5 separate regions of the Homo sapiens genome follow, and regions 1, 2, 4 and 5 are each linked to region 3. Evidence: chromatin contacts called from ENCODE Hi-C or POLR2A ChIA-PET data. All regions are on one chromosome and are shown on one strand. The core of a region is the stretch at or near the end of the contact, and the rest is flanking DNA. Distances in the headings are between cores, read along the strand shown. Region 1 holds the start of PIGM (phosphatidylinositol glycan anchor biosynthesis class M). Region 2 holds the start of NUF2 (NUF2 component of NDC80 kinetochore complex). Region 3 holds the start of ATF6 (activating transcription factor 6). Region 4 holds the start of NCSTN (nicastrin). Region 5 holds the start of HSD17B7 (hydroxysteroid 17-beta dehydrogenase 7).

The links. A loop is a pair of places that touch in the nucleus more often than their neighbours do. ChIA-PET counts read pairs that join two places held with the same protein, here RNA polymerase II (POLR2A). Pooled maps may share reads with other maps.
Region 1: a pooled map shows a loop between it and region 3 (25-fold over the local background). The contact joins the promoter of PIGM here to the promoter of ATF6 in region 3. A Hi-C loop is called at or near these places in 6 of 50 pooled maps.
Region 2: a loop to region 3 is called in a map of dorsolateral prefrontal cortex, with 19 times the contacts of the local background. The contact joins the promoter of NUF2 here to the promoter of ATF6 in region 3. A Hi-C loop is called at or near these places in 2 of 168 maps with a recorded cell type or tissue (CD8-positive, alpha-beta T cell and dorsolateral prefrontal cortex) and 14 of 50 pooled maps. POLR2A ChIA-PET finds 5 or more read pairs at or near these places in 1 of 52 experiments (GM12878).
Region 4: a loop to region 3 is called in a pooled map, with 8 times the contacts of the local background. The contact joins the promoter of NCSTN here to the promoter of ATF6 in region 3. A Hi-C loop is called at or near these places in 1 of 168 maps with a recorded cell type or tissue (ascending aorta) and 10 of 50 pooled maps.
Region 5: a loop to region 3 is called in a pooled map, with 2.6 times the contacts of the local background. The contact joins the promoter of HSD17B7 here to the promoter of ATF6 in region 3. A Hi-C loop is called at or near these places in 5 of 50 pooled maps.

The regions. Positions count from the first base shown.
Region 1 is chr1:160,030,550-160,034,200 of GRCh38, forward strand. PIGM (phosphatidylinositol glycan anchor biosynthesis class M) reads right to left here and starts at 1,441. Exons shown (of 1, transcript NM_145167.3): 1 at 1-1,441. The coding sequence starts at 1,190.
Region 2 is chr1:163,319,953-163,323,590 of GRCh38, forward strand. NUF2 (NUF2 component of NDC80 kinetochore complex) reads left to right here and starts at 2,002. Exons shown (of 14, transcript NM_145697.3): 1 at 2,002-2,260. LOC127814295 (a long non-coding RNA gene) reads right to left here and starts at 1,783. Exons shown (of 5, transcript NR_182654.1): 1 at 1,670-1,783. It also overlaps a transcript of RGS5 not described here. RefSeq lists enhancers at 1,742-1,951, 1,992-2,221.
Region 3 is chr1:161,764,592-161,768,306 of GRCh38, forward strand. ATF6 (activating transcription factor 6) reads left to right here and starts at 1,729. Exons shown (of 16, transcript NM_007348.4): 1 at 1,729-1,851. The coding sequence starts at 1,770. ATF6-DT (ATF6 divergent transcript) reads right to left here and starts at 1,556. Exons shown (of 3, transcript NR_187280.1): 1 at 1,239-1,556; 2 at 833-910. LOC124904444 (a long non-coding RNA gene) reads left to right here and starts at 1,858. Exons shown (of 2, transcript XR_007066695.1): 1 at 1,858-2,215. RefSeq lists enhancers at 1-7, 1,547-1,626, 1,657-1,736.
Region 4 is chr1:160,342,128-160,345,779 of GRCh38, forward strand. NCSTN (nicastrin) reads left to right here and starts at 1,256. Exons shown (of 17, transcript NM_015331.3): 1 at 1,256-1,354; 2 at 2,595-2,699. The coding sequence starts at 1,270. It overlaps COPA (coat protein complex I subunit alpha), which reads right to left and starts at 1,123. Exons shown (of 33, transcript NM_004371.4): 1 at 1,004-1,123. The coding sequence starts at 1,043. RefSeq lists enhancers at 1,056-2,003, 1,276-1,325.
Region 5 is chr1:162,788,670-162,792,143 of GRCh38, forward strand. HSD17B7 (hydroxysteroid 17-beta dehydrogenase 7) reads left to right here and starts at 2,033. Exons shown (of 9, transcript NM_016371.4): 1 at 2,033-2,166. The coding sequence starts at 2,132. RefSeq lists silencers at 1,961-2,020, 3,417-3,474.

The DNA of each region.
Region 1 (3,651 bases), core at 191-2,690, 1.7 Mb before region 3:
AGAAAGAACAAACCAGCTAACCAAATAAACAGAAAGGTGTTCTTTCCTTGAAACTCTAGAACATAGGCAGGAGCCAGCCACATGGCCTGCCCTATAAACCATAACATTAGGAGAACTACAGCTCTTTTCCAAGGCATTCTGACTAGTGGCATCACAAGAGGCAGTAAGCAGAGGTACCAAAGAAAGTACTGGGAGGTGCAGACTTTGTTAAAAGTCACAAAAATGGACGTATGAAGAAAACAACAAAAAACGAGGTCTCTGTAATAGGCGAAAGACACAGCTGAAAGCAAGATGAGCTGTGGCAGGAATGCAGCAATTCCCAGGGAAAAACTCCACTTGCTCTCTGCAGTCAAATACAGCATGTAGAAGTACGGAGAAAAGTTGTGACGGATATCCCGCCTAGTCAGGTGATAAAAGTAGGTGTGTTCCAAAAATTCCCAGCCGTACTCATAGTAAAAACCAAAGCTCAGGGCAAAAAACGTGAGTCCAGCAACTGCTACAAACAGCAGCACAGCCCGATTACACAGCCTTTTCAGGAGCTCGTACAAACAAGCCTGGAAAGTGTACCGGAATTGACGGAGGCTTTTGTCATTGTCGCGATCTGGAAGCAGGTGGAGGGTTATGGGAAGGATGTAAGTCACTGGATATATCTTCATATGCACCGCGAAACCATAGAATACAGCTGCACACGCGACGAGTCTTTTCTTTATCAAGTAGAGGACCATCAGGACCAGGGAGGCGACAATAGAGTCCGCATTACCGCGGCTGGATACTGCCATAGGCAGGGGGTTAAGAAGCCAAAAGACACAGTAGCCACAAGCCTGGCGGCGCCCCAGCCCCTTCAGCAGCAGCAGGCGGTATAAGAGGAAAGCGGTGAGGAGGTCGCAGCTGATGAAGAGAAACTTTCCAAAGAGCTCGCTGAGGTAGATGTTGGGAGTGAGGAGCCAACCCAGCAGCGGGGTGTAACGGTACGTGGCTCTCAGGTAAGGCGAGCGCCCCTCCGTGACGAAGCGCGCGGCGTCGGTGAAGACCTGGTAGTCGATGTCCGTATACCTCACGTGCAGGGTCCGGTCCTGGAAGACGCCATAGAAAACCAGGGCGACTCTGGCTAGAAAGGCCACACCAAAGACGCCGGCTGGAGCCACCTTCAAGTTCAGGAGCCATTCGCCCCAGTGCTTGGTGGAGCCCATGATCTGACCGTGCGACAGCTGCTTAGCCCCAGCTCCAAACTGCCTTCGTACTTCTAACCTTCCCTTCGGTTCTTTGCAGCAGGTGGCCGCCGCATCTCCCACCCGCCAGGCTGCCAACCGAAACGACTGCAGACTATCACATCCGGCATGAAGCCCCGCCCCCGTACTGCTACCTGTCTCCAGCCCCGCGCGGTCTTCTCAGCCGCCCGAGCCAAAAACTTGCCTTCCTCTGGATGGACGGTCTCGCTTCCGCTTCTTCTTCCAGCGGAGGCGGGATTTCCGGTCCGTGGGAGGGGAGACGTCCGCTTGCCGGGAAATCCGGCACTGGCTTGAGGATTTTATGGAGTGGAGTGAGATTTCTTTGTAAGTGACAGCCCGCCGCCCCCCGCCCTCTTCCCGCGCCCCATTTCCAGTCCTCAGAGGAAAACCCTCCGACGAGCAGCGAGCTGCGGGCTGCGCGCTACATCCTTCAGTCCTGGGCTGGAGATCCGAGAGTGAAAAATGTAGGAGTGAAAGGAAGATAAGCCTTCTCATGCTTTACTCCACTAGCTCGCCGGTATTCACCGGGGATTTGTGGGCCCCGGACAGGACAGGATGAGTTGAAGGGGGCTGAGTGTGTATGTTCCATGCAATATTGGAGGCATACTTATATTTTTAAATTACTAGTTGGTAATCAGAGATTCAGATTTAAGTGGGCAGCTTGTATTTTATCCGGCAACCCTAGGTGAAGGTGATGGGAAAGAAGACAGGAAAGCGTCACAAAATTCCTTAACTTGTCAGCCCCTTATGCCTCAGTATCTCTGTATTTGCTATTTCTTCTGTCAAAGTTGCCATCCGCTCTCCAATCACTCTGGCAAATACCTACTCAACCCTTCAGGCATCAGTGCAAGTGTTAGCTCCCAGCTCCCACTCACTTCCTCATCACGCAGAATGAATGACTTAGATGCCAGTCCCCTCCCCTGTCCGAGGATAGGTAGACTGGGGCGGACGGGATCTAAGTTCCAGAAAATCACTCACACAGAAGACCCTGCCATGCTACTAAAAGTTCTCCCAGTGCTCCAGAACTCCCTGGTCATTCCTTTGTTACAGCATTTGTCACACTGCTTTGTAATAACTGTTTTTGTTTGTTTTGCTCTCCTAGTTTTCCATCAGGACACTTTCAATTCTTCGGTATCAGAGATTATCTTGTTCTTTTCTCTACCTCAACATCTAACACAGTACTAGTAGCCATTCAGTAAAGTTGAATTGATTTTAGAGGTTCCTCCTACCAGAATATTTCTAGAGTGGCATCTTTGGATTGCTCCCAACTCCCAGTTATTTTCCCTTTTAAATATCCTTTATGTATGTCAAGGTCCCCTGCTCCCCCCACCCCACTCCAACCCTACTTCCATGAATTTCTTGCCAAGGACTGTAACCCATTAGCTCTTCCCTTTCCGTGGTTACTTAGTGCACTTACATAGTCCGCATTGTAGAATTTGATACTTTATTTTAGATTGTATTCATAGCCCTCACAAGAGATTATAGGGTTCTTGGGGGTAGAAATTATATCTTATCCTTAATTTTTTTCAATTATGTGTAATTTATTGTAGTCTTAGGCACATGGTAAATGCTTAGTAAATACTGACTAATTGGATTTTATAGAATAAGCCTGCTTCCTAGGGGAAGTCTTCTAGACTAGAATAAGGAAAAGGAGGTGACTTCATGCAGTCTGAACATGCAGCTCCCAGAACTACCTGCTGCTCATCCATCCTACACTTCAATTTATCCCTTGGAGATGAACTGTGTTAATCTTATATATTCCATATTCATATTGTGATAGCTCTATGTCCTTTTATATGCCTTGGTATCATTACATGCCTTAGATTGATAATTCTAACCATTTTTTTGCAGTATATTAGCCATATATATAGTGGCAGCACATCACCACTCATATAATGATGATTATGATGATGATGATTACTATTATTTATAATAGCTGGATTTGTTGAGGACTCATTTGCAATGTACCAGGCATTATGCTAAGTACTTTTCATGTAAGGTAGATATTCCCACCTTTACAAATGAAGAAAACCAAGGCTTATGGAGATTAAGTAATTTTCCCAAGTCACATAGCTAACTAGTGACAGTGCTAGAACTCAAAACCCAGTCTGTCTGACCTAGAATATCTTAATCATTATGTGGCTGACTTGCCAATAAAATGTTGATCACAAATTCTAATTTTCCTATGTTTTCTCTTATTGATCTCTCATCTTGATATTCTGGATATTCTCTCTCACTGTGACTCTTTCTACCTCTGATTTATTCTTTTCTTCTGCAAATAATAGATAAGTGAGGCTTAGTTCCCTAAGATAGAAAATATGGGAGGTAGGTGTCTGAGGATTAACTAAGTAAGGGTCCTTGTGGCTGGATTGGTTTCAGTAGTATAGCAGAAAGGTTTCAGTCAATCTGTCCCTACATGGCT
Region 2 (3,638 bases), core at 752-3,251, 1.6 Mb after region 3:
TTAACCTTCTAATTAAGGTAATTTGAATAAACACTCATTTTTTAAATAAATAATTTACTTCTAATATAACTCAATTTATCACATCAATAGTAATATTAACCCCCAAATAAACAATATTTATTGTTGATATAACAAAATGGTTGTCTTGCTCTTTTCTTCCTTTGCCTCATTTTTCTCTTTCTCCATGGTCCATTCTAATCTTGGCTTTCACATAAATCGCTTGGTTTTTTTTCTAGATTCTCAACGACAATTTAGACATTTGTTGAGCACTTGCCACTTGCAAGGTATTTTCCTAGGGACCATGTATAAATAATAATAGTCAAAATAACAGCTAATACTTTTCAAGTACTCACAATTTTGCCAGGCACTTAATTAAGCACTCTACAGGAACTAATTCACTTAATCTTCATGATACCGTATAAAGCAGATAGAACTGTCACCCTATTTTAAAGATGCAGAAACGAGCTCAGTTAGGTTAAATAGCTCGCCTAAGTCCACCTAGGTAGTAAATGGTGTGATCAGGGATTTCAATCCAACTCCCTTTGACCGTAGAGATGTGCTCTCAGTCACTACGCTATGGTTCCCTTCCCTGCCTCTAAGGACATATAATTTGGTGGAAATTATGCATGTATCAGTAATCAATTTGATTTGGCAAGTGTCAATGAGACAGGTCTCTTTTTTCTGCTTTCCTCACTGACTCTAATATTTTTTTAAAATCTATTTTCTTAATGTCCTTTTGGGTCTTACTAGATTCCGACTTTGAGACTTACATCAGTAAATAGACATTGAAAGGAAAGACAAAAGCCCTGAACTAATGATATGAAATGTATTTTTATTTAGAATTGGTATAGACTTCACTATCAATAGGTTTAGTTCTTCAGGACAGGACAAAGCAGCGGAATTTGTGTCTACATTCAATACAACCTTTCTAGCACTTTTTTCACATAATTCAGTTCAGGTTCCCCATCCAACACACGACTGTCACCAGATGATGCTCTACTCTGTGACCAGATACAAGTCCTATTACGTCTTCTCCTGTCCCAAACCTCAATAAAACTTAATGGCTTTCTCCCCTGACAACCAGGCCTGCCATGGCTTCCTAACTTGTGTTAAATGCAGTGTTTCCACTCTTGCCAAAACAAACAAACAAAATACCATGTAAAAAAATACAGATTTCAGGGCCCCTTATCTGAAGAATGCAACTCACTCAGGAATGTGCAAATTTGGGGAACAGTTCAGAGGTGAAAAGCACTGATCGAAGAGGGAGAAGCTAAAATCAGGAGACCTGGTTTCTACTTTACAGTCCCACTTACTGTATAACTTCTAACAAATCACTTCTCTCTGAGTCCAGTTTTCATATCGGTGAAAGCGAGAGGATTTGACCAGATGAACTGTTATGTTCCTTCCACCTCTTGAAGTCGTGCTTATGAGCACAGAGTCAGAGGATGTGTGTTCATATCCCAGCTATGCTACTTGTGAACTACTGTGCGCAGAGAACTGCATTCTCTGATTCAGAGCCCTCACCTGAGGGGATGATAGTATCTCTCCACTATCCCTTTTCTCCCCTTTAATGAAGTCTAAATGAGATGATGCTTATAAGCATCTAACAAAACCCGGCACATAATCAATGTTCAACAAGTTATTATTACTCTGGAATTCTATAAATTACCTCTGTACTTCCTCCCTTGTCACCCTGAACTTAGTGAAGTTTCCTTCACTTGGTTTTGCTCTTCAACTCGGACCCCGAAAACGCTCTAAACGCTGGCGGAAGTCACGCAGAGATGGGCTAGACGCTCAACCCCGGTCTCTTCCCCGAAACCGCGGTGCTCCCACTTCCTGCAGTCCGAGGTTCCGACTCGACGCCAGCTCCGCGAGCAATGGTTCCGCCCTGCGCCCTGCCCCTTCCATGACAACTCCAGTCCCACCTGCCTGGCGTCTCTTGAGCCCAACCGGCATCCGTCGCGGTTGGACGTGGGCTTGGCGGAATGGGGCGGGACTTCCAGTAGGAGGCGGCAAGTTTGAAAAGTGATGACGGTTGACGTTTGCTGATTTTTGACTTTGCTTGTAGCTGCTCCCCGAACTCGCCGTCTTCCTGTCGGCGGCCGGCACTGTAGGTGAGCGCGAGAGGACGGAGGAAGGAAGCCTGCAGACAGACGCCTTCTCCATCCCAAGGCGCGGGCAGGTGCCGGGACGCTGGGCCTGGCGGTGTTTTCGTCGTGCTCAGCGGTGGGAGGAGGCGGAAGAAACCAGAGCCTGGGAGGTGAGGGGCGGGCCCGTCGTTACTTTTTATTTGATGTTAGTCCCAGAAACAACCAGAGCTCAGTTCCTACTAAACTAACGGGTGTTTTCTGGTGCAGCATAGACCGAAGAAGACGAGCTTGAGCTGAAATTGTTCAAGTTAGGCATACATTTATGTGTGATTTTTGGAAAGGCGGTGGTAATGTGGTTTATTTGGCTGCAGATGCTTGTCAGCTTTTTACACATCTCCGTTGCCAAACGTTTCTTAACCAAATCCAAAACCATGAATGAAAAGGTAAAAATATCACACCTAATCCAAAATTCAAAGGAAAAGAGCAGCGCATATATAGCACTACGCATGCATAACGCCATCATTGTTCCTTTTAAAAGTTCAAGGAACGTTTTACTTAATTCATTGAAGTTGGGAGCCATTTCTGTTTATTTTTGTTTAATCTCTGCCTCGTGGAACTGTGATGTCCACAAATAGTTTATTTTAACAAAACGAAGTGTGTAAAATTTAACAGAGTACTTTTAGTACCTACTCACTCTGCTCAGCATCGTGGTGCTGCAAATAAATGAGAAACCAGATGAGTAATTATAGGTTAATCTTTGCTACTCGTTAGACAGAGTATTACTGCATATATATTAAGTCATTTATATACTTTATCCCACCTAGGAGCTCAAACTATGTAGTTGGAAAGTGTCTTCATCTCTCGTTAATGAATAAATTGTAACTGAAATTGTACTTCGAAAGAATGATAGAATTTGGATATTGGAGGAGGTTCCAAAAGGAAATACTGGAAGTTTGGGAAAGTTAGGAGACTAACTTGGAGCAGAAATTTCATTCAATTATTAAAGGGTTTAGAAGCCTAGCAGAAAAATTTGAATTTGATGTGGTGGGTAAGGTGAGTAATTGAAGTATTTTCATACAAATATTATATGATGCGTTAAGTGTTTTTATAAGGATTAATCTGATAGCAGAGTGCCAAACATTAGAGAAGAGAGGAACAAGTGATAATAATTATGAAGATACTTTACACCTACGCTTTCTATTGCAATACTCTCTAATTCAGATGCAGCTTTTTTGGAAAAGTGACTTTTTCTGAAGTCTTTCTTTGGTCCAGTCCTTTTATGAACAGTTTTTAAGGCTGTGACTTAGATGAAAATGTAGAATGCATATTTATGCTGAAGGGAACATCTAATATGTGATGCATCAGAATCTGGATTCCAAAAGATCCCAGCTCTGTGGCCTGGCAAGGTGGCTTATGCTTGTATCCCAGCACTTTGGGAGGTTGAGGTGGGAGGATCACTTGAGCCCAGAAGTTCAAGACCAGACTGGGCAACATAGTGAGACCCTATCTCCACACACACACAAATTAACAGGGCGTGGTAGTGTGTGC
Region 3 (3,715 bases), core at 479-2,978:
GGCCTACGCCAAGGGAGGAAAATGAAGCAGGGAGGAAAGAGGAATTCAATTCTGTAGTATTTAATTTCTTATGAAAAATCTGGGACAAAAATGAAAAATGTTAAATTTTTAAATTCTTGGTGATAGGTCACAAATGTTTGTTTCATAATTACTTGCACTTTTTGAATAAAAATAAAATCTTTTGGAAATTAAAAAAATTGGCGATTTGTCATGGTGATTTTCTTAAAAGACTAAGGTGTCTAGTGGGATACAGAAGACTCGATGATTTTATTTTATTTTAGGTTTTTTTTTTTTTTTTTTTTTTGAGACGCAGTCTCGCAATGTCGACCAGGCTGGTGTGCAGTGGTGCGATCTCCGCTCGCTGCAACCTCTGCCTCCCGCGTTCATGCGATTCTCCTGCCTCAGCCTCCCGAGTAGCTGGGATTACAGCTACTTGCCCGCCACCACGCCTGGCTAACTTTTTGTATTTTTAGTGGAGACAGGGTTTCACTATGTTGGCCAGGCTGGTCTCGAACTCCTGACCTCGTGATCCGCCCGCCTCGGCCTCCCAAAGTGCTGGGATTACAGGCGTGAGCCACCGCGCCCGGCCTTATTTTAGTTTTTTATGTCAATTTTTGAATTTGTAATTGGGTGAGAATTAAAGTGTTATAAATTTCACCTTAAGTGAAAATTTATTAGTTTTCTAATGACAAAAGTAGTTACATCTGACGTAAGGGGATTTAATTATCTTTTTCTGGGCTTGCGTCCCGGAACGCTGCTGCATTATGTAATCTGTAGTAATATACCCACGAGCAGTTTGGAGGGTTCTGGGAAGCACATTTGTTTTGCTTACCTACCATGGGAAAGATTCCACGTGGTCCTAGAAGCATACGTATTCGTCGGTTACAGTATTTTAAATATTCACTGGCCGCTGAAATTTAAAATGGATGAAAAAGAAATTCTCTTAAGTAGCGTTCTTGAAACTGCTTTATCAAACTCAGTTCATATTTTCAGTTGGAGTTCGTGATGTATGTGATTTTCCTTTAAATAAAACCCGAATCTTTAGTAATACAAATATTGGGAACTTCGATTACTGTAGGTCTTAGGGTAGACTCGCTTGGACTTTGACTAAATACTATGCTTTAGAAATTTATCTTTAGGAGATAAATTTGGGGGGTTTATCTTTTTATATTTGCTTTGTTTCAATTTATTTAAATAAAAGTAGTCTTTCTAGAAGTATGTTTTATAGTACCACTTACCTCGGTTACTGTCCCAGTTAAGCAGTTTTCACGAATGTGGAAAAATAGTAGTGTTTTTCTTTCATACACGCGTATATGAAAAATTTTTACATTGATAGAGAATTATTCGTAAAAATTAAAGTAAATTTACTGTTAGTCTCTAATTTTGTTCTGAGATAGCCACGCTGTGGCATTAAGAAGGATAATCAAGGAATAAGCCATAATGTTCAGAAAGGGGCTTTACTTTTTATTTTTAATATTATTGATAAACTTTGTTTAGTCGAATTGATGTCTGCGTGTCTTCCCCCGCCTTCCCCATAAAACAGCGGGACAGAAAGTCCTGAAAACTCCAAAAGGGAAATATTTACTCAGAGGTCTATTCAAATTTGCTTAGTCTCTGACGTTTTCCTGTGTCGTACAAATCCCTCGTGCGGCAAAAGTAGTTTGTCTTTACTAGGCCACCGTCTCGTCAGCGTTACGGAGTATTTTGTCCGCCTGCCGCCGCCGTCCCAGATATTAATCACGGAGTTCCAGGGAGAAGGAACTTGTGAAATGGGGGAGCCGGCTGGGGTTGCCGGCACCATGGAGTCACCTTTTAGCCCGGGACTCTTTCACAGGCTGGATGAAGATTGGGGTGAGTGGGATCTGAGAATGTACCAGGGTGGCTCGGGTTCGCGTCTAAAGGTTTCTTCCTCCCTACTTCCGCCCACTCGTGGTGACAGGTGTGGACCAACCCTGCCTGGGGAGTGAGGCCCCTCGTCACTCCTGTTCGTGCCCCTGGAAGAGTCTGGGAGTATCGTTCGGCTTCTGTCCTGGCCACAGGGAGAGTAGAATATTGTCTAACTGGAGTTAACTGTCGTTTTTCACTATTCCCACTGGGGAAGTACCGGGTGATCTTTTTGTGTGGCTAACACTGGACGTCTTTAGGAGGTTTAGAGCAAAATGGCTGGGACCGCCAAAAAGGCTACAAGCTATTTCCTGAGTGTGAAATGTGGGCGGTGAGCACAATGGAGTGGGTTTTTGTGTGTTTGGTGTATATGAGAGAATGTGGTTATATACAAGAAATTCTAATCTTACAGCTTTTACTATTGGTTTAAGCCTGATGTCCGTCTTGGCAGAAAAGCAAAACACCCAAGCACCTGACCTCGGGTCCCTGCTTAGCTACACCTAATACTTATGGTGTAATCCTGACTGCTCTCCAGATACAGCTCTTAATTTTCTTGTTAATGGATATTTTGTTTGGTTTTGGTGGTCAGGAAGGGTGGAATGGGATGAAGTGGAAATGAGAATGAAGAAACTTTGTTATCTAAGTATTTAGAGGAGACTTTTATTCTCCTCTTGATTGCAAGATATAATAGTAATATTGTTCTTAGGTTCCAATATGAATTTGGGATTGTGTAGGTTCCCAAATGGGCCCGCTAGTGAGCCTACACCACTCATCAGCCTTGGAACTGGGGGGAACCCAGTTTATCTTTCTCCCTTGGATCAGCATTCTCAATAGCAGGAGTGGAAGGAATCTCAACTTTTTATTGAACAAAGTCATTTAATTGTTTCAAGGACAGATGTTCTCTAAAACTATATTCTATTGGAGATTTATTTTAATCCTTGGGTAGATTTTTTAAGAGTTGCTGGAAAACTTAAGATTTTTTATTCCCATTTTCCCAAGCCAAATGCATTAGTGACAGTAACCATTTATTTAGCTCTTTGTGTCAGGGACCCTGTTAAACTCTTGACATGAAGTATTTTGTTTAATCCTACCAACAGTCCAATGAGGTACTGTTTATTTTAGAGATGAGGAAACTGAGGCTAACAGAATTTGTGCTCAGATTCTTAGAGCTAGTTAGTGGCAGAAGAAGGATCAGACCAGGTTTTTCTACCTCCAAAGTCTGTACCCCTAGCATCTATTCTATAATGCTTTCCTAACTCATGTCTACAGATTTTATTCTTCCTAAGATCCCTGGTTATTAATAAGACTACTTGAATATATTGGGTAGTTATGATTTATTTTGTCAGCTAGTCAGCTATTATATTTTCATGACATTTCTTTTCTTTACCTCTTTTTTTGAGATGGAGTTTCGCTTTTGTTGCCCAGGCTAGAGTGTAATGGCGCAATCTTGGCTCACCGCAACCTCCGCCACTCGGGTTTGAGCGATTCTCCTGCCTCAGCCTCCCGAGTAGCTGGGATTACAGGCATGCACCACCACGCCCGGCTAATTTTGTATTTTTAGTAGAGACGAGGTTTCTCCATGTTGGTTAGGCTGGTCTGGAGCTCTGGACCTCAGGTGATCCGCCCACCTCGGCCTCCCAAAGTGCTGGGATTACGGGTGTGAGCCACTGTGCCCGGCCAGTGACATTTCTTAAAGTATAACTGTGGGACACTTCCTGGTAGCATAATTTTATGTCGTCTTCTGATACCCAGGCTGCATTTTCCAGACTTATCTGATCACTTGACTTAATGTTCTCTAACAGAGCATTCAGTTCTTTGTAGTCAGTTCACC
Region 4 (3,652 bases), core at 6-2,505, 1.4 Mb before region 3:
CTTTCTCATTTTAATACTCTCTATAAAAGACGATTTTACAGATGAGGAAATACAGACTTAGAGACATTAAGTAAGTCATCCAAGTCACAGCTTGTTAGTGGATGTCTCAGGATTCCAAGGCAAGCCCATCTGACTTCAAAGACCAAGTTCCTAACCACTTTGTTACGCTGCATCTCACTAAATATTCTAGATACTATTTTTTCCAGGTCTTCGGAGACCTTACTTCTCTGACTTTCACATTCTAACGTTCTGAGGCTAATACTGCGATCTCAGTATTTGCCCTCCACCCCCAACGACCCACACTCGAGCTCTAGAGCTGCCGTACTTAGCAAATAAAAATACGAGATTTCCAGATAAATTTGAACTTCTGGTAAGCAACGACAGACTAAAAAACTATTCATTGTTTACCTGAAATTCAAATTTAACTGGGTATCCTGCATTTTATCTGGCAACTCTATCAAGTTGAGACTTTATTGGGGTTATAAGCCTCAAGTACTATTTCCGGGTAGTAAATAAAGCCGAATGGAGGCACTGATGTTGAGATGCTGCAGCCAAGGCCTCCTTAAGTGAGGTTGCCACTACTCGTCTCCAAAAAGGCTACTGACTCGGGTGCGAGTAACAGAGATCGAGACTCAGTTCCCAGGGCCACTCCATATAACACAGTCATCAAAAAGCCAACAGATCACAGGGCCTTTGGAGCAGAACAACACAAATCGGGAGCACAGCCAAGAGAGAAAGGGGGAAGAAAGAATAGGGAGGGGGTCTAAGGAATCCCCTGCAGTGTGGGAGCCACTTTATAGGTAAATCGAAGCCCAAGGACACACCAAAGAAGAGGGGACTGGAGAACCGCTAGCCAGGCCCAACCTCTCTCCCACCCTCCGTCTTCCTCCGGGTCCGTCTGGTGGGCCCATTTCGACCAACACCTCTACCCATTTTCTCTTCCCCGGTGTCAGCGCCGCTCCTGACATCCAACCTCCATGTTCCCCCTTTTATTCTCCACTACCTTTGACCCGCGCGCTCTTGGTCTCGAATTTGGTTAACATCTCTCAGGTCTCCGACTCCGATGTCTTAATCCGAGCCCCGACACACCCTGCTGCCCTTCGGACGCCTCCACGTCAGCGACCCTCTCCCGCGGTTTCCGGAAGCGCCTGGAAACACGAACTTCCGGTCTCTTAGGCTCCGGGCCACAGAGACGGTGTCAGTGGTAGCCTAGAGAGGCCGCTAACAGACAGGAGCCGAACGGGGGCTTCCGCTCAGCAGAGAGGCAAGATGGCTACGGCAGGGGGTGGCTCTGGGGCTGACCCGGGAAGTCGGGGTCTCCTTCGCCTTCTGTCTTTCTGCGTCCTACTAGCAGGTGAGGCCTCCCCGCCCGTGAGCTCCGTTCTCTAAGGGGAACTCTCGGATCGGCCCCGCCGCGACCGCCACTGTCTCCCTTCTGGTTCCTGCTGCCCCTCTGTCCCCCCACCCTGTAAATCCTCTTTCTTTTTCGTTCCCACGACAGAAGTTCCCCCTTTGCCTGGACCTGAAGGTCCCTTCTCCCCCGCAGCACGTCGTGTCGCTTCACTCCCTTCTCTAGGCCTCTTCCTGGACTTCGAGCCTGACCCTCTCCCACTTTGTCCAGATGTCTCGTTTTTCCCACAACCCCAGCCACCCACCCCACAGTCGAAAGGAACAGGTGTGAAAGTTAGCTTTCTTCCTCGCGTTTAGACTTTTTGAGACGAAAGCAATCTTGTTCTGTGGGTGCTGTGCGGCGCTTAAAAGGTGGATTTCTTATTTCTTCCTCTGTTGATTACATCCTAAGTCTGTGTCCCCCTGCCTTGCCTCAGGTTTTTTTTTTTTTTTTTTTTTTAATCAGTAAAGCAAGAATAAGGTAGGATATGGGTACTCTTAACTGTGAAGACCCTGAAGTAACAATTCAAGGAACTTTTGGCATTTATAATGTACTTAAGTGTTTGCTGATACGCGTTCATTTACTGATACATGGCTTTTTAGTTGGTCAAGCCCTAAAATGCAAATGCCTGTATATAACTATGACTGTGCCTTCCCCCAATTCACATTGTTTTTAAGGATCCTCAAAGGAGAAACTACAGCTGCCCCACACTGTGGGCACACAAATGACCTGCTGATGTTAAATTAACTGACCCGTGTATGTCATAAGGTTTCTCTCAATTCTGTTCACACTCTTGGAAAAATGCCTCAGAAAGTTTTCTTAGCCCAGCACCTGTGTATTAACCAATTAGTAATATACATACAGGATATACAAGCAGAAGTGTGATCACCTGTGCAACCAGAATCTGGCAAATCTAAGGTCAAACACCTTTCCTTTGACCAAGTTTTCTCTCTTTTAGTGTCACTGTCAATGGCGCTACATGGACTTTGTAATAACCCTTTGAGGCACATAGCTGGGTGCCATGTAGAACATGTATCTGTTACGATAAGTGTGTGCCCAAGAAATCAGAAGAATGGACTTTAATCTCATTTTAGAAAGTATGATATTAAATGATTTACCCAAGCCATACTTCAGGTTAATGACACGATAGAAGCTAGTACCTGTGTCTCTCAAATTTTTCTAACACTTTTTATCTTCCGATCAGGTTTGTGCAGGGGAAACTCAGTGGAGAGGAAGATATATATCCCCTTAAATAAAACAGCTCCCTGTGTTCGCCTGCTCAACGCCACTCATCAGATTGGCTGCCAGTGTGAGTTGAGATGGATTCATGTTTGTGGACATTGATATTTGTCTGTGCCCTAGATACTAAGTAACATCCATGTCCTGCTTAGGAGATTTGACACTTATATTGGACTGTATGTAGGCAGTTACAGATAACCGTCTGTCAAGCTAGGCAAGATAATTAATAAGAACTAACATTTAGTAAATGCTGCATACCAAGCTTTTTACATGTGCATCTCATACAACCCCAACCACAACCCCACAAAATAGGTCTTACTGTTATTGTCACTTTATAAATGATGAAACTAAAACTTAAAGAAGTTGAGTAACTTTCCCAAGATCATACTGGTAATAAGTGATGATGCCAGGATCTGGTGGCCCGAGCACTAAGCTGAGAGACCTTTTTTTTTTGACACGGAGTTTCACTCTTGTCCCCCAGGCTGGAGTGCAATGGCACGATCTCGGCTCACGGTGACCTCTGCCTTCTAGGTTCAAGTGATTCTCCTGCCTCAGCCTCTTGAGTAGCTGGGATTACATGCACCTGCCACCATGCCCAGCTAATTTTTGTATTTTTAGTAGAGATGGTGTTTCACCATGTTGGCCAGGCTGGTCTCGAACTCTTGACCTCAAGTGATCCACCCACCTTGGCCTCCCAAAATGCTGGGATTACAGGCGTGAGCCACCGCACCCAGCCGAGCCAGCACTCTTAACCACCCTATTATACTGTTTTTTAAGGAGAAAAAAGTCTCATATTCTATGGTGTCCAGTTATCACTTGCACTCTGAACTTTTTGGAACCAAAATGGGCTAAAGGCAATGAACTATCTGAAGAGAAGGCACTGAAAATGCCAAATAGGCTGGGCGCAGTGGCACATGCCTGTAATCCCAGCACTTCAGGAGGTCAAGGCGGGTGGATCACTTGAGGTCAGGAGTTTGAGACCAATCTGCCAGCATGGTGAAACCCCCCCATCTCTACTAAAAA
Region 5 (3,474 bases), core at 783-3,282, 1.0 Mb after region 3:
ACAAAGTAACAAAGGAATGAAGCTGCGAAAGCAAAAGCAGGGATTTATTAAACTGAGAAAGCACTCCACAGGGTGGGAGTGGGCCTGAGCAAGTGGCTCAAGGGCCCAGTTACAAAGTTTTCTGGGTTTTAAGTAGTTCTTTTGAGGTCCCTATGGGCTACCCCTTATCTGGATGAAGGATTTGGTTTATGGCTAAGTAAAGGCTGAGGTGAATTTGTGCCCTATGCAGATGATGGCATGGCCCATGCTTAGTGCTTGGCCCACAGCCAATCCAAGGCACTTTCCCTTTCCATCTGAGACATGGTGGAAGTGTGGCAGGCCAGGTCTCACTAACAACTGTTTCAGTACTAAGTGGTTAAATATTAAAAGCCAGTGCCCTTATACAAAGGCTGGGATGTAACAAAAGCCCATCAAGAATTTTGCCTAGGCCTTTCCTGGGCCTCTTAAAGCATACAAAATAAAGAAAGAATTCTTAACCGGACCCCTTTAGGATTAAACAAGTTTTATTGTGGTCTGAAGAAACTCCCCAGGCCTCCACAAACAAGTTTATTGGGGGGTCTAAGAGAACTCCTCAAACCTCCACCACTTAGCAGGAGAGAATACAAGGGCAATCACCCCAGCACCTGGACCCATTTAGGTTAAGTAAATTTACTGAGGCTCCAGAGGAAGGTTTTCAGGACTCAGACCTTAGTTACAGATTAAAAGAAGTTAATCACTTATGTCTTTAGATAAATGCACACTTACACATAGACAGTTCGCTTAGAAGGCATATAAGCTCTGAAAAACTGTAATTTTGAGTTGGTCTGGTGATAATTTCCAGGCCTTCTCCCTGCAACCGGTTACAGAAATAAAAACTCTCTTCCTCCCCAGCTCATCTGCATCTCGTTATTGGGCCTTGAAAAATAGCAGCCCAACCCTCAGTTTGGTCTGAGAACAGAAGGTTGTAGGGAGAGTAGCCTTTGATCCTTTGCTACTGGGGAGTGGGGAGATGGGGTTTTTCCTTCTGGTTTAGCTTTAGGAAGTTGGTGTTAATTGACCCTAGGCTCTCGGCCCCCAGACCCAGGTGTTTTCCTTTTGATCCAGCTTTGGGAAGCCAGCACCAATTGGTCTCAGATTCCCTACTTCCAGCCCTTGCTGTTTTTCCTTGATTGAGCTTTAGGAAGTCAGCACGAAGTGGCCTTAAGTACCCTGCCTCCAAACCCTATTCTGCCTCATTTTGGCAGAGTACTTTTATATGTCTTGGATCTAATAATAAAATATCGGGGCTTGTGTTTTGTATGCCTTTTGCTTTTCTTTTTCTAGCACTTTATTTTTTTGTATTTTCTAAAAGCACCCATCTGGGATGGCTTGGAGACAAAAACAGGTCCTTTAGCACAGTTTGAGATGCACTGATACAGAAGGTTACAGCACATTCTCAGTACTTCGGAGAATGAAGTTCTGAGATTCTGATTCCACGCCACATTCCAAGTTTTGAATACTGGTAATTTACGTCTGATTCTACATAAAGTTCTTAATAAAATCAGTGCTCATTTTCTCAAATAAGCTTCTTTAGAGGAGGAGGTCTGGGATCAAAAGTTGGGCTGTGAAGTGGCACAATGCCTGGATCTGTACATCCAAAAAGGAGTGGAAAATTAGATGATAATCGCCCAACTTTGGCTCCTAGACCCAAACCTTTTCTCTAAAATGGGCACTGGTGCAAATACCGTGAGGCCTTCCTGCAAAGAAGTGCCAATCTCAGGCGCCAGGGCACAGACCCAGTGCGTGTCACAGATCCTGTCCTGAGTGCTAGGCCGGGTGACGCCCCCACCAGGATTAAAGATCAGGCGCCCGCTGAGCCCTAGGAAGCAGTGACAGACACCTGCGCCTAGGCGGAGCGAGAAGAGCCTGGAATGGCTCCGGGCTTTGCGTCACGCAGCTCCGCCCCTCGGCCTATCTCACCCGACGCCGTCTCCGAGGGCAGGGAACGGTTGGCGGACTGAGATTGGAGGGATCAGCTCAGACTCGATGACGCAACGGGAGGCGGGGCGTGGCCGTACTCTGATTGGTGACGGGTGAGGCGGCCCGAAATCGTAGGACTTCCGAAAGCAGCGGCGGTGTTTGCTTCACTGCTTGGAAGTGTGAGTGCGCGAAGATGCGAAAGGTGGTTTTGATCACCGGGGCTAGCAGGTGAGGCCTCCTTTGGGTTGGCAGAGGCGGCAGCGGATCAGGGGTCCGAGAGAGCAGGGGTCTGCGACCCTCCACGAACGGACCCCGGAAGCGCCCGCCCCTGGCTTTGCCTAGGTTCCCCGGAGTCTGCAGCAGGTGTGGGGCATGTCGGCCTCTTGAGGTGCTCAGTAACTGGTGCTTTGTATTAAACATGACAGTGAAAAGGAAAACTAGAGCATCAGTAAGTGATGAGTGTCGCAGTGATGATCCTGAGGTTATCAAGGCAATGGGGTACTCAGGCGGGCTCCGCCCCTTTTCCATCTTTGCCTACTGTTCGTATTTATCGTCAGTGCCCAATATTTTGCTCCTGACCACGTGATCATGTCTTATACTCCAGGTGTTTTGTCTGTACAAGCCTTTTGCCTACAAATTTGAACACCCATGAACATTAGGACGGTGGAGAGAAAACAATCCCGTTTCATTTAGCTCAGTGCTAGAGAGCTAACATACTCTTCAGAAACCCAGAGAAAATTAATCTTTTCCTATGAAGGCATGGTTGGGGTGCAGAATAACCAGCTCATAATAATTCCAGGGTTGCTCGTTTAGTCTCTCAGCCTCTTCTGTTGCTTGTTTTACCTGTCATTTGCACTTCTGTGAAAAATGTGTGGAGGATGAAGCCAATCAAACCATTTTTCTACTAGTTGCATTTGGCATTTTTAAATGATTAAGACAGAGGACATGTTAAACATTTAAGATTGATCCACTTTCAATTATTTAACCACATGCGTATTAACTAAGCCAGCTTGGTAGGTGTCTGCATTTGGCAACTTTTTAGCATACCCTCTCAAGTGACTTTAACCGTTGATTGGTGCTTCTTATGTGGAAGGTACTGAGTAAGTCAGAATTGATTTTGTCTGTTTCTTTTACATATATTGTGACATGTGCAATTGTATATTAAATGCCTACTGTTCTCATGTGAGGACAAATAAATATTTTTGATGCTTTGTTGTTGGTGCTAATAGATTACTGATGGTTCCAGGCTCTTTTTGGGTTTTAACTATTAACATATTTGCCTGGAATCAGCTTAAGTCTTGAAAGAGAACTTATTACCCAGCTTTTCATTGCTATCAGCCAGGCTGGTCTGACTGCTGTCACCACTCCTATGCGGTTTTACAATGCTGGTTTTGAAGTTCTTTGTTTCCAAGTGGTGTACTCATCTAATATTTAGTGTATTCCTACCTTCTACTTAATCATGTTGAGTTCTTTCTTTTTCTATTATTTAATCATAGTTGTTGAGAGGGATTTGTACATCCTGCCATGTTACTGATG